Linked DNA regions of Homo sapiens: region 2 is linked to region 1. Evidence: chromatin loops called from intact Hi-C (ENCODE). Cell type or tissue: GM12878. All regions are shown on one strand.

Region 1 (8,000 bases):
CATGGCAAAATACTTGTGATTTGATTATGCTGTAATTAAAGAGTTACATAAACAATATCTTTGGAAAGGAACAAACGGGCTTCCTTGAAAGAGGGATTTTGGTCAGCTCCAGCTGGTATCTCAGGCCCCTTCATGAGGAGAAAACTCTCACCCCCAGGTAAACTCCTCTCTCTGCCTCTTAGAAGTTGCCCTTAGTTTTATGCCTGCCTGTGTGTGTGTTGTGAGTGTAGATCATGGGAGATGGGGAGTGGGCAGAGGGAGGATTTTTTAAAAAATAAATGACATCTTTAATAGACAATTTTAAAACAGGTTGAAATACAAGTAATAAAGACAAGCACTTTAAATTTAGAAAAGGCTTGGGATCTTGAAGCCAAAAAGCCTAGTAATGAGAAACCCCAAGGGCAGAGTGGGATCTGTCTTGTAAAACCAGTCGATCAAATGTTTATTACTGTATAAGGAAGAACCTTTGAACTCATGTGGTTTGCTCTCATGTGTCCCAGAAACTATTTCCTCCAGGAGCACAGATTCTAAGTTTCTTAACCATAGGTTTCTCGCAACTTTTGGCAGTCAAGAGAGGTCTTTAGCAGGGAAGGTGGGCATTCCACCTTCCAAAGAAAGCACACCAGTCAGGATAATTTAGAAAGAAACCCAGAGGTTTGGCCTCAGGTTTACATTGAATCTTTATCTTTGGGTATTAGGAGCGCTTTTCTTTTCAAGTCCCTACTGCAATCCCTGCTTATTATACAGTTACAAGAAAGGTGGGAACCAATGAGAATAAATGTCAAATTATTTAACTATAGTTAACTTTCACAGTACATTTTCTTTTAATTTCCTAGATTTCAATCTTTTTCATGTTGTAATCTTTGCTACATTTGGCAATGAGTCATTCATCATGTTCACTGATCCAAGTTTCCCACCAATAATTTACAACCTATTCTTAAATAAAAATAAACATCAACTGCAACTTTATTTTTCTTTAGACATTTTCACCTCCTCAGCTTTCAAATATTAGAAACTAAATCCTATGAGCCTTTCATTTACTAAATAGCTTAAGCCAGCAAACTGAGCTGAAATCAACTTGCTTTTCCATTAGACATATTGGCAATTTTTCTAAAGCTGGAATGAGAGAAGAGGTCTGGGGTTTGGGGAGTTTGCCTTAGAGGCTGTGGTAGATTGACGCCATTTCTAGTCCTATTCATGACTTTTCTCTATCCCAACCTTTTGCACCAAGACTCTGAAACTCTTCTCACCAATAATTGAAGCCCATTTCCCTCACTGTTTGAATCTGGACTGCCTTGTGACTTGTTTTTGCCAATAGAATGTGGCAGAAATAATGGGAGGTCTTTTCTAGGCTTCAAGAGACTTCATGCTTTTCCTATCTGTCATAGAAGCTTCCACAGCTACCACGTGAACCAGCCCAGGCCAGCCTGTTGGAAGTTGAGAGGCACATGGAGACTTTAGCAGCCTCAGCCAAGAACAATATAAACCAGTCTAGACCCCTAAACATGTGAGGGAGCCCAGCCAATATCAGCATAGCTGCCTCCCAACCCACAGCTGACCACAGATGCATGAGTGAGCTTGTCTAAGGCCAGCAGAACCACCTGATGCATGGAAATGCATGAGCAATGAAAGATACTCATTGTTCTGAGTGCCTGAGTTTTGAGGTAGTTTGTTATACACTAGTATTTTACGGATACAAATATTTAAGAAAGATATTGTTTCTGGATCACTGCAACATCCACAGAGGTAAGCAAGTGAAGACACCAACATCCATATCATGTTTATGAAAGTACCATAGAGGAACATTGGTCATTAATGACAAATATGCAACAGATACTAATGAGATCTGAGACAGCTATTCTAGGAATAAAGTAGGAAAACCAACAGATATGGTACTCATCCTCAGGGATCTTACAGTCTATTGGAGATGATAGATATTTCAAATTATTTATGTTGAAGTGAAAGGGAAAGAAAAAGACAGTGGATCTCAATCCTGGCAGTACATTAGAATCATCTGGGGAAAATTAAAAATATACCAATGATGAGTCCCATCACAAACCAATGAAATCAAAATCTTTGTGGTTGGGTTCTGAGTATCAGTGTTTTTGGATGCTCCCCAGATGATTACAATGTGTGGTGCAGATTGACAATTACTGGTCTGCAGTGCTTTTCCAAGAGCAGTCGTAGACCACCAGCAGCATCAATCAGGAGCTTGTTGGAAAATGAGAATCTCAGATCCCACTTCTGAATTGCTGAGTCAGAATCTATAGATGAAACATGGGAGTGGCAACCTATATTCTGACAAATTATTTGTGTGATTCTTATGCAAGCTAATGTTTGAGAAGCACTGGTCTTTGTTTGGGGGCAGCCAAAATTGACATCAACTATTGATTATTTGGTACAATTGATGCAGGTCAGGCAAGCCCCCAAATTGGGGCTTAGCCCAGGACGGTTCATGGCTTTGTCCAGAAAAGAATTCAAGGCTGAGCTGTTGGTGTTAAACAACTTTTATTGAAGCAGTTGGGTACAGCAGCAGCAGAGGAGCCGTTCTCTCTTCGGCAGCTCTACCCCACAGACACTGTGCCCAGAGCAGCAGCTCAGAGGCAGTTCTGCACTCATATTCATATGCACTTTTGATGATATGCAAGTTAAAGGGCAGTTTATGCAGAAATTCCTAGGATGAAGGTGCTAACTTCCAGGTTGTCAGGTCATTGCCATGGAAGGAAAGGGGTGGTAACTCCTGGTGTTGCCATGGCAACAGTAAACTGGCATGGAACACTTGAGGAGTGTGCCATGTCTTTTGAAGAGGTGCTTACCCCCCTCACCTGTTTTAGCCAGTCCTCAATTTGGTACTCTATCTGAGTCCCACCTCCAGTGTTGTGCCTCCTACCTCACAATCACCAACACACTCACACACACAAGTACTCCTAAGAATAAAGTAAATTGTCAGCATTGTTTTCCTAGGCACAAAGGTGAGGCATATGTGTATTGAGTGTTCAGTAATTAATATGAGTGAGTTATACAACAAACTCATATGATACTTATTTTAACCTTGCTCATGATTTGAGTGTTCTGTTAGCCACTCTGTTTAAATTCTCTAGAAATTGTTCTCCACAAATACCAGAATTTACAACTTTATTTTAAGACAGGAGTCTAATGGTGCCATGTCTACCAGCATTTCCTCTCTTCTATAGTTTCCATCTCAATTTGTAATATAATATTTTAAGAGTTGTCCTCATTTCTGGATGGGCTTAGAGGCTAATCCAGATTTAGTTACCTTTGAAAGGGTCACTCTCCATCAAATTAAGGAGATCATATTCCAGATTTTCCTGGGACAGTCCTAGTTTATGCCTGTTCCCTGGGCATAATTATTAATAGCATCTCCTTTCACTCTCTGAAATGTCCCAGTTTAGACAATATATTATTGATTACCTTACCTAATATTAATAACTGCATTATCTTTTGGAAGAAGTAATTTTTGCCTTTTTAAATAAAACTATAAATTGCTATTAGATGTAAACATTTCTTGGGGGGCAGGGCCAAGATGGCCTACTAAAAACAGCGGTGTTCGTTGGCTCCATCGGAAAAAAAACATAATAAGCATGTGAATCCTTCACCAGCAACAAAGGCATACAGGTTCTCTCATCAGAACTGACTAGGAGGCTGGCGTGACCCACAGGATGAAGCAACAACAGTGTGGTACAGTGGCCAACCTGAGAGCTACATGGGGGACGGGGAACCTCCTCCCCCCAGCCAAGGGAAGTGGTGAGAGAGCGTGCTACCCAGCTGAGGAAACTGTGCTTTTTCCACAGAACTCTGCAACTCACGGATCAGAAGATCTCACTCGCGAATCCATGCCACTGGGGACTAGCGTCCCAACTCCAGAATGCACAGACTCTTAACAGCCGCTCAGCTGGAATCTGCTTAAGCCTATGGAACTCCCACAGGGAGAGACAACCAGCACCGCACTTCGGCTGCCTGCTGTCTAAGCACTTTGAGCTCCTTGGGGGAGGGGCAGCAGCCAGCACTAGGACTGGCAACCGCCAAACACGCTAAGCTCCCTAGGTGGGGGAAGGGCGGCACCCATCTCTATAGCCCCAGGCTGTGCTTTTCCCCTGCTGGAGCCAGAGAGGCTGGATTCCTTGGTCCTAAGACTTGTCCCCCACAGCCCAACACTGCAGCTGTGGCAGTCTGTGGCCAGAGTGCCTCTTCAGGCTTAACCCTGACCCATCCTTCCTCATTGGGCAGGGCTTCCCTGCAGGAACTCCAATAACTCCAGCCAGAGAGGTTCAGGGACAGAATCTGGATCTCCCTGGGCCCGAGCCCTTAGGGGGAGGGGTGGCCACAGTCTCTATGGAGCAGCAGACTTAGCCTCTCATCCTGGTAGTTCTGAGAAATCCAGGCAGCACAGATAAGTGTGTTTCTCCCCAGTGAATCATACCCTCTCCACTAAAGGACAAAGTTCTTCATTAAACAGGTCCTGTTCCCTGTGCTACCCAACTGGGTGAGACCCACCAATCGGAGTTGTCAGACACCCTATACAGGAGCAATCCTGCTGGCATCAGGTTGGTGCCCCTCTAGGTCAAAGATGCCAGAAGAAGGAGCAGGCACCCATCATTGCTGTTTTCCAGCCTCCTTGAGTGACATCTCTAGGCACAGGAGCAAATCAGATTAATAGGGCCTGAACTGAACCCCCAGTAAACTACAGCAGCCCTACAGAAGAGGGAACTGACCACTGGGGGGAAAAAAAAAAACAGAAAGCAACAACAGGAGCATCAACCACAACAACAACAACAAAAAGCCCCCACAAAAACCCCATTCACGGGTCAGCAGCCTCAAAGACTGAAACTAGACAAACTCATGAAGATGAGAAAGAATCAACAAAAGAATGCTGAAAACCCAGAAGGCCAGAGTGCCTCTTCTCTTGTAAATGATCACAACATTTCTCCACCAAGGGCACAGAACAGGATGGAGGATGAGATGGATGCATTGACAAAAGTAGGCTTCAGAAGATGGGTAATAAAAAACTACACAGAGCTAAAGGAACATATCCTAACCCCATGCAAATAAACTAAGAACATTGATTAAAAAGTTCAAGGAATTGCTAACTAGAATAACCAGTTTAGAGAGCAACATAAACCAGCTGACAGAGCTGAAAAACACAGCACGAGAACTTTGTGAAGCATACACAAGTATCAATAGCTGAATCGACCAAGAGGAAGAAAGGATATCAGAGTTTGAAGACCACTTTGCTGAAATAAGGCATGCAGACAAAACTAGAGAAAAAAAAGAATGAAAAGGAATGAACAAAGCCTCCAAGAAATACAGGACTCCATAAAAAGACTGAACCTACAACTGATTGGAGTACCAGAGGAGACAGGGAGAATGGAAACAAGCTGGAAAACACAGTTCAGGATATTATCCAAGAGAACATCCCCAAACTAGCAAGAAAGGCCAAGATGCCAATTCAGGAAATACAGAGAACACCATTAAGATATTCCATGAGAAGATCAGACCGGAATGCATAATCATCAGATTCTCCAAGGTCAAAATGAAGAACAAACAGTTAAAGCCAGCCAGAGAGTAAGGCCAGGTCACCTACTAAGGGAAGCCCATCAGACTAACAGCAGATATCTCAGGAGAAACTGTACAAGCCAGAAGAGATTGGGGGCCAATATTAACATTCTTAAAAAAAAAATTTTCAACCTAGAATTTTATATACAGCCAAACTAAGCTTCATAAGTGAAGGAGAAATAAAATCCTTTCAGACAAGCAAATGCTGAGTGATTTTGTTACCATCAGGCCTGCCTTACAAGAGCTCCTGAAAAAAACACTAAATATGGAAAGGAAAAGTTGGTACCAGTCACTGCAAAACACACCAAAATATAAAGACCAATGACACTATGAAGAAACTGCATCAACTAGTGTGCAGAATGATGAGATAGCATCATGATGACAGGATCAAATTCACACATAATAATAATAACCTTAAATGTAAATGGGCTAAATGCCCAAAGTAAAAGACATAGACTGGCAAATTGGATAAAGATTCAAGACCCATCAGTGTGCTATATCCAGGAGAACCATCTCATGTGCAAAGACACACACATTGGCTCAAAATAAAGGGTTGGAGGAAAATTTACCAAGAAAATGGAAAGCAAAAAAAAAAAAAAAAAAAAGCAGGGGTTGCAATCCTAATCTCAAATAAAACAGACTTTAAACCAACAAAGATCAAAATAGACGAAAAAGGGTATTACATAATGGTAAAGGGAAAAATTCAACAACAAGAGCTCACTATCCTAAGTATATATGCACCCAATACAGGAGCACCCAGATTCATAAAACAAGTTCTTAAAACTAAGAAGAGACTTAGACTCTCATACAATAATGGTGGGAGACTTTAACACCCCACTGTCAATATTAGACAGATGAAGGAGACAGAAAATTAACAAGGATATTCAGGGCTTGAACTCAGCTCTGGATCAAGTGGATCCAGTAGACGCCTACAGAACTCTCTACCCAAAATCAACAGAATATACATTTTTCTCAATGCCACATGGCACTTATTCTAAAGTGGAACACATAATTGGAAGTAAAACACTCCTCAGCAAATGCAAAAGAATGGAAATCATAACAGTCTGTCAGACCACAGTGCAATCAAATTAGAACTCAGGATTAAGAAACTCACTCAAAACCACACAATTACATGGAAATTGAACAACCTGCTCCTGAATGAATCTGGGGTAAATAATGAAATTAAGGCAGAAATCAAGAGTTCTTAGAAACCAGTTAGAACAAACAGACAATGTACCAGAATCTCTGGGAAACAACTAAAGCAGTGTTAAGAGGAAAATTTATAGCACTACTTGCTCACACCTGAAAGCTAGATTGATCTCAAATTGACACCCTAGCATCACAAAACAGCTAGAGAAGCAAGAGTAAACTAATCCAAAAGCTAGCAAAAGACAAGAAGTAATTAAGATTAAAGCAAAATTGAAGGAGATAGAGACATGAAAAACCCACCAAAAAATCAATGAATCCAGGAGCTGATTTTTTGAAAAATTAACAAAATAGGTAGGCCACTATCTAGACTAATAAGGAATAAGAGAGAGAAGAATCAAATAGACACAATAAAAAATGATAAAGGGGATATTACTACTGACCACATAGAAATAAAAACTACCTTTAGAGAATCCTATAAACACCTCTACGCAAATAAACTAGAAAATATAGAATCTATGGATAAATTCCTGGACACATACACCCTCCCAGGACTAAACCAGGAAGAAGTCAAATCCCTGAAAAGACAAAATACAAATTCTGAAATTAAAGCAGTAATTAATAACCTACCAACCAATAAAAGCCCAGGACCAGACAGATTCACAGCTGAATTCCACCAGTTACAAAAAGGAGCTGGTACCATTCCTTCTAAAACTATTCCAAACAATTGGAAAAAAGGGACTCCTCCCTAACTCATTTTATGTAGCCACCATCATCCTGATATCAAAGCCTGGCAGAAACACAACAAAAAAAGAAAACTTCAGGTCAATATCCCTGATGAACATCGAAGTAAAAATCAGAAAATACTGGCAAACCAAATCTAGCAGCACATCAAAAAATTTATCCACCACAATCAAGTAGGCTTCATCCCTGGGATGAAGGCTGGTTCAACATACACAAATCAGTAAACATAATCCATCACATGAACAGAACCAAAGACAGAAACCACATGATTATCCCAATAGATGCAGAAAAAGGCCTTTGATATAATTCAACATCCCTTCATGTTAAAAACTCTCAATAAACTAGATATTGATGGAACATATCTCAAAATAATAAGAGCTATTTGTAACAAACCCACAGCCACTATCATATTGAATGGGCAAAAGCTGGAAGCATTCCCTTTGAAAACCGGTATAAGACAAGGATGCCCTCTGTCACCACTCCTATCCAACATAGTATTGGAAGTTCTGGCCAGGGCTCAGCTGGGACTGTCTGCT
Region 2 (8,000 bases), 75 kb before region 1:
GGGAGGCTGAGGCAGGAGAATGGCATGAACCCAGGAGGCAGAGCTTGCAGCGAGCCGAGATCGCGCCACTGCACTCCAGCCTGGGCGACAGAGCGAGACTCCGTCTCAAAAAAAAAAAAAAAAAAAAAAAAAAAAAAAATAATAATAATACACAGAAAAGCATGTATATGAACAATCATAGCAGCGTTATTTTAATATCTTGAAAATATTATCATAATTCAAAGAAGCCAGTCACAAAAGGCCACATATTATATGACTCCATTTATAGAAAATGCCCCAAATAGGCAAATCTATAGAGACAGAAGTTAGAATAGTGTTTCCTAGGGCTGTGCAGGGGGAAGAAGTGGAAAAGTGACTGCTAATGGGTACAGGGTTTTTTCCTGAGATGATGAGGACATTCTAAACTTAGATTGTAGTGATAATTGCTTAACACTGTGAATATACCAAAAACCATTGAGGTGCATGCTTTCCATCGGTAAATCTTCTGGTATGTGAATTATAGCTCAATGAAACCATTTTTAAAGTGACCCTTCTGATTTATTTGTACTTATTTAAAAGTAAGGTTTGGGTCATCAAGGTTGGGTATTTTGCGAAGGGGAAATGTGAAACTTGTGGGTAGATAAACTAGGTTTAAAACAGCATCTTACCTTAGCACATGCCAGTCTTCTGAAATGAAATAATTTATCAAAGAAATTGGGCTATCACTGTCCCCATATTCACAAAGCTAAATCATTTATCATCTTCCCTTGTAAACTTTGCCGTTGGGAACTAATTTTAATGCTCACATAAAAGGAGATTCATTCTGGAACTTCCAAGTGACTGGATTCTATAAAGCACGTTTGCTGTTTAACCCAGGAAGACTTGCCTCAGGGATTAGGAGACGGAACACTGCAAAACTGTTCCCAAAACTGCACCCTAAGTGTGGTTATTTCACACCCATGGCGGCGGGCTTAGAACGAGGTTTTATTTCTTCTCCTCCTTTCTCTGTGGCACCAATTGTGTTGGGGAGTAATGAGACAGGAGTGCCACACAAAGGATTTTCCTCTAGCCTCTAGGAGAAGCCGGTCTGCCCAGTCTTCCCAAGTGACCGAACCAACTGTGGGGCTGGCTGGGCCCTGGGTGGAGGGAAGAGAGAGGAGCTGATCGGGTTTCCCAGCTTTGAAGTAAAGAATGAGCCAGAATGAAGAAGCTCCTGATCAAAGGCTGCTGAGCGATAAGGAAGGCGACATGAACTCTCCAGGGAGAACCCAGGCACCTGAGGCCAGGTGGGGAGAGGGCAGCCAGCTTTCTGAACGGGCGCTTTGTTTCTGCTCCTTTTCACAACAGGAAACATTTGAAGCAATTGGAACCAGCAATTTATAAGTCAGATTGGCCTAATGTGACGGTTCTCAAACTTTGAGGTGCATCAGAGTTGCTTGGGGAAGTTTCTGGAAGTACAAGTGACTGGGCATCTCTCCCAAAGGTGCAAAAATTCCTTAGATCTGAGGTAGGAAATCTCAACTCTGCATTTTTATTAAGTTCTTAGGGAAATGTATTTTCTTTATCTGGTAGTAAAATTAGAATTTCAAACACACTTCAAAAACCCTCACAGAAGAGATGGTTCACTTATAGTAAATCTAAGCTACCAATTTTCCTAATACATGATATGACACTCAAGGAAGTTTCTCTGGGTACCCATATGCTTTTGTTAACATCTCAGGAATCGGGCTAGGTGCTGAGGGTGGAGATGAATAACACAGCCTTGTTTCCAAGAGCTCAGCATCTTGTTGAGGAGACAGACATGTAAACAAAATCAATGAAGTATTATAAGAAGAATGTATAAGGCCCTGTTCCAGCCCAGTAAGAGAATGAGTAAGTCTGCCTGGAGGGTGGGAGGAGAGACAGCTGAGGCTTTCCCAAAAATGCAAGGTTGGAAGCCTATGTCTTCAGTATTAAGGAGCAGCTTGCCATCCCAGGATGGGCAGGGGCCGGTGGCCTGGAAAGGAAGTGGGAATATTCCAGTCCGAGGGAAGTTCTGTGCAGAAACTGAACAGACCTGAGAACCCTGGGAGGTTTGGTATGAGCATGCAGAGGAAGTTGGTGATGGGGTGGGGATAATGTAGAAATTGGTCTCAATATGAAAGTACCTGTGACCTCATTGAAGGAAGCTTTTGGCCTTTGCTTATATGGGACAAGCACTTAATGCAGGAGTTTGTCCTATATCTGGGAACCACAGAAGCTGCAATCCTGGGTATAAAATTGTTACTCGAGTCCAGTACACTCGAATTGGGCAAATATAAGGGATGTGTTCCCAGAATTATAAAAACTCAGTATTTATTTCCCATTATATTTTGCAACCACCAACTGACTACTAATAAGAATTACTATTTTCAAGGTACTTTACCATTAAAGAGAAAAATTTACAGCCATTTTCACCTATGCTTTTCATGGCCTTATAGTAACCATGTTAAAGTAGGTGTTATTGGCTGAGCTTTCTAGAAAAAGACATTTCTTAGAGAGGCAAAACAACTATTCAACATCACACAGCTTATGAAGTAGCAGACCTAAGACTCAAACACACACCTTTTTATTATAAATCTCATGATTTTATACTACGATATATCAATTTACTGAGCAAAAGTATAACTCTAAACAAACAGACACAATTAGAGACCAGCAACTATACCACAAAGCTCTGTCACAATCTCGAAGAGACATTCAAGAGGGAAATTTTACAATTTCTGTATTTGTCAAAATAGGCTTAACTAGGCTGCGGTTACAGAAAAATAGGCAAAACAAAAACAAAAACAAAAAAACAAAAAAACACCACAACGATAAAGAATGAGTGTCTAGGACTTACTACAGTAGGAGAATACTTTTTGCTCACTTCACAGTGTGACGCAGTTTGGACAGCACTCCTGGGCGTCTCTCCTGCCCATGGCAACTCAAGGCCCAGGCTATTTCCACCTTGGGGCCACACCTTCTATGGCTGCAAAGTTGCCCTGACTGCATCTAGCCAGCAAATGTGACTGTGTAAAAACATCTCGATGTGGCTCTTGGCCTAGCCACATGCCTTGCTTTGGACAATGAGATATTAACAACTGTGGAGCCAACAAAGGCTTGAAAAAGCCCTGCATACCTGGCCTTGCTTCTCCTTGTACCCTAGCCACCTAGACCAATGTTCTGCCAAATGAAAAATATTCTCCTTAACACCAGAACGTCGTGTGCTGTGAGGAGAATAAATGTGGCCATTAGTGATTGACTTCAGTTCTCTTTATTGTATGTGTTCATAAATGTGTGGACAAAATGTTTTGCGATCTTGACGGCTTTTGTACAAACATCAGTTGTTTCTTATATTATAATTATCATCCTAATCGTTATAATGTCTAGGCCAACTGTACTACTGAATTAATATTCTAAGACTCAGGAATAGCTGATGCAATCAAATGAAGATGGGTGAAAAATAAAAATGGCACACATTTCCTAAAAACCATGTGTTATTAACTGAACTAAATTAATTATGCCCTACTTTAGGTTATTTGGGTAGATGGTGGCAGCCACTAAAAAGAGTTCGAGGTAAGTGAGTGTTAGTTACTCTCCCACAACTTCACTGCCAGGCTATATAATAAAATCAGGCCTTAAACCAAATTTCATCACACATGTGGACATTAATTTATAAAAGCAGTTCATAAAACTTGTCTATAAATTTGATGACATTCCAGCTCTCTGTTCTTGTAGGTGCCCCAACCACTACTTGCATGTTAGTTCATTTCAGGGAGACATAACATTCCAGAGATCTTTTCTTCTGGAATTGGGCTCAGGTATCCTCTAAAACTAATGGCTGGATACAGCATCACTTAGCAACTGAGCCCTCTATTTATACTCAATGAATTCAAATTCTCTGTTTATGTATGATTGGGAATGTATCTAATATATCTATAGTCTTCAATTTTGCCCATTTCTGGTACTCACCTTGCTTGTCAACAAGCCACTTGCTTTCACCAATATTTCTCACATTCAGTTTACTGACTAGAAAAGCCACGATCAAGATAGAGGTAAGAGATGAGCTTGTGGCAGCTGCCCCTGCAGTCTGGCACTCTGTGATTAGTGCCAACCCAGCACCCCTGGGATCTGCATTTTTGATTAGGATAATTGACTATCACTAGAGATAAAACTGAAACTAACTGACAAGCACATAATATCACACTGAAAATGCTGATGCACTTTGACACATCTCATGGGTATGGTAATGCCATGTCACTTGGGAATTAGATCTTCATTCGTACTGTCTCCAAACATCATTCAGAGCTCTCCTTGGAGCTCTTTATCATACCACTAACTATTTTCATGGTGACATGTTCGATAATGTGGCATAGAAATACATATTCCATGCTTGATGCAACCTCAAAATTCAAATTTTAAAAAGCCATTTCAGTTTTAGACATACCTCTGTAAGGTGTGGATGTTAGGCTAGATTTCTATGCAAAGAAAGGTAACAAGAATTGGGGGTACATTAATTTCCAGATATCTTGATAACCTGGCAGAGGTCCTAGCTGCAGAGTTAACTTCTTCCCTGGCAAGAAGGAAGGTATTTTATGAGACTGATTGGGTTGGATCTTGCTGTAGCTCATTGCCTGGGAGGAAACAGAAAGCTTTGTGTCTCTCAGGTATACACCCTTCAACAGTCAAACTCCTTTTCTGACCCATGGAGATGTGGTAACTTGCAGCAGCTCTAAACCAGGATTATGACTCCCACGCTGACATTAGCAATTGATTGAAATGCGGTTTCAGGCTAGGGCAGGAGGAAATAGCACAGAACAATACAGCCAAGTTCATTGTGCTAACTGCACTGCAGCTCCCTGAGAAGCAGGTGTGAGCTGAATAGAAAGGATATTATTGGCTCAAGCTTCCTCTGGGTGGTGTAGAAAGGAGAGCATGTGGTATATCTATCAACCTCACCTGACTCATAACTGATTTCCCCCATTTTTTTCTCAAATTCAGTCCTCTTCCCTCTCCTTTCTCTCTCTGTCTCTCTCTGTCTCTCCCTCTCTCTCTCGTTTTACCTGTCTGATTGGCAGTTGTTCAGATTTCCATAGAAAAACATTGGGGAAATAGTGCTCCAGAATCCAAACAAATGTAGCTCCCATCTCAAAACACAAAGCGGGAAGAATTGACTCATAGGCAGTGCCGAAGTTGGGAAGTAGAAGGAGAAAGGAAAGAATGAAAAACTTTTGTGGGCTTGTTCTCTGCCAACCCAAATGTAGACGCTTTATATTTGTTAATACATGTGTCTCACAAAATCCCTGGTGGTTAGGGATCAGTATCACAATTCAATAGGTGAAAAAAAAACTGAAGATCAAGGTATTTAAGTAACTTACCTATAGTGCCCAGGTGGTAAATGATGGAAATGGGATTCAAGACCAAGTTCCTTCATTCAAGCAAGCGGCTCCATCATCCTCTTCCTTTTCATCACCTGCTCTTGTGACAGCAACTGTGCTTGATTTGCTTTATTCATTCAGCTAATATTTATTAGGCAAAAGTTATACGACAGACACTGCATGGTAGGGACTGAAGAGTTGCTGGTGCATTTTCTATTAAACACTCATTTCCTTTCGTTTTGCTTTGGAGAGCCTCTTTTCCTGAAACCCTGGTTCATGTGGATTGAGTGGGCCTAATTCTTTTTTTTTTTTAAGATGGAGTCTCACTCTATCGCCCAGGCTGGAGTGCAGTGGCGCCATCTCAGCTGAGTGGGCCTAATTCTGTCCTGTGGATCTGGAGGCAGTCAACATTCCTGGCCACATAAATTGGTTCAGTGATATGGATGTGAACCAATCCATATCATTGAGTATTAGGCAAGGAACTTTTTCTTTTTCTCTGAAACTATTAGAAAAGAAAAGCATTTTTTGTTAGGATAGCTAAGGTGATGGAACTTAAACCTAGACTGCTGCTAGCCATCTTTCTGAAACATGGCAAGGGATTTCTTGAGAATGAAGTGCAGATGGGAAAAGTGCAGAGCCAAGAGATGAGGAGAAAGCACCATTTGGGTGCCTTAATCCTGACTAACCTGAACCTGGGACTTGAATCCCTGAGGCTTTTCAGTTATAAGAGTTCTTTTTTTTTTTTTTTTCTAGCTTAAGTTGGTTTCATGCCTTATTTCAAGAGAAGGGTGATGTCTGGCCATTATGCAAGGGTAATCAACACAGACTGGATATCTGATTTCACAAAGACTATAGTCTAGTAGGGAGATGGGCAGTAATAAACTACTCACCAAAATGACTAGTATTACAATTTATAGGTGCCCTGAGGAAAGGGACATTTTCTCTTTATCTTTAAAAGTATATCACAAAACTTTTCCTGGGAGGTGAATCAGGGAATTCTTTCCTATAAAAATTACCAGATATATGATAGATAAAAAGGATTTAAGTAGATGGAATTTGGATAAAATGTGGTTCAGATAGAGGGAACGGATACGCAAAAGGGATAATTGTGTATCTAATAAAATGAATTAATTTCAAGGTACTTGGTAGAAAAATAGTATAAGAGAGGGCTGAAAAGAGCCAAGTCCTATATGACCCCATAGACTGTAGAAAAAAAATTAAAGCCCTACCTTAAGAGAAACAAGAAGCCGTGGCAAGTTTTTCATCATGCTAACATAATCAGACTTGATTTTTGAAATGTAACCTACAGTGAGGATAGAGCAAAGGTAGCTACGGTGGATGTCAGAAAACCAGTTAGAAAACTACTGCAGTGGACTAGGTAACAGGGGATAGTATCTTGAATTGGGAAGGGATGTCAGAAGCTCTCCACTTCAGGAGAGCTAAAGTGGTTTGGGAGATATTTTAAAGGTGAATTTGGTGGGAGAGGAAGCAGAGAGAAGGGGAAGTAAGGGATGATTCTTAGTTATCCAGCTGTGCAACTAGATAGAAGATGTCCTCCTTTAATGATATAGAGATCAACAGTAGAACAAGGCCTAAGCCATTGGTTAAAGGAATAAATTCAAGCTCAATCCTGTTGAGCTAGAAGTGCCTTTGAGATATGTAAGTGGAAATGTTGAATAGGCACGTAAAATTAAGTGTCTGTGTTTGGAGCTTAGACAATAAGGTTTTAGATAGAGAAAAAAAATATATGGGAGGAACTGATGTCATGGATTGAGGCTAATTGAAGCTGTGGGTGTAAATGAAGTAGCTCAGGAAAAAAATATGGACTAAGGATTGCTGTGAGTCTAGAGATGAGCTGTGTGATACTCTAATATTTATCTGGTATTAAAAATAATTTTCATGAAGACATAAAATCATAACTTTTATAAACATGTAAATGAACACAAGTTAAAGACTTTAGTGACTTATTATTAATAATGGAACAAGGTAGATCTTACAACATGATTTAATCTTCATATTGATCTACAGATTCAACACAATTCCTATTGAAATCTCAACTGGCTTTTTCTTTTTTTATTTTTATTTTTTTTAGAAATTGACAAACTGACCCTAAAATTCATATGGAAATGTAGAGGACTCCAAATACACAAAACAACCTTCCAAAACACGAAAGAAATTTGAAAGACATACATTTTCCAATTTCAAAGCTTACTACAAAGCTATAGTAACTAAGACTCTATGGTATTGACATGAGGATAGACATATGAATCAATAGAACAGAATTGACAGACCAGAAATAAACTAACATTTATAGTCAATCGATTATCAACAAAGTGAGCAAGCAATTTGTTGGAGAAATAAGAGCCTTTTCAACAAATTATGCTGGTACAACTGGATATCTACATGCAAAATAATGAATTTGGGTGCCTATCTTACACTATATGCACAAATAACTCAAAGTGAATCACAGACCTAACTATAAGAGCTAAAACTATAAAACTATGAGAATAACACATAGGTGTAAATTGTGAAGTTAGATCAGACAGTGCTTTCTTATATATGACACCAAAGTGTCAATAGAAAAAATAGGTAAACTAGACTTCATCAAAATTAAAAACGTTTGTGTTTCAAACTACGCAATTA

The links. Hi-C counts contacts between places; a loop is a spot of excess contacts. Peaks named below come from ENCODE experiments on the same cell type or tissue, not always from the same donor. Only the 100,000 strongest peaks of a DNase experiment are listed, where the experiment ranks them.
Region 2: it touches region 1 in a loop (2.1-fold over the local background); 1 of 110 quality-filtered maps calls a loop at or near these places.

What each region holds. Positions count from the first base shown.
Region 1 is chr20:11,375,706-11,383,705 of GRCh38, forward strand. The region is part of intron 1 of LOC105372529 (a long non-coding RNA gene); the gene reads right to left. Among named protein-coding and RNA genes, the nearest start is that of LINC02871, 350 kb to the left of the region's middle. RefSeq lists an enhancer at 4,869-4,918. In GM12878, no CTCF peak of the experiment used is centred here; a DNase peak (open chromatin) is centred at 4,806; H3K27ac peaks cover 922 bases.
Region 2 is chr20:11,300,793-11,308,792 of GRCh38, forward strand. No RefSeq gene overlaps it. Among named protein-coding and RNA genes, the nearest start is that of LINC02871, 280 kb to the left of the region's middle. In GM12878, no CTCF peak of the experiment used is centred here; a DNase peak (open chromatin) is centred at 4,739.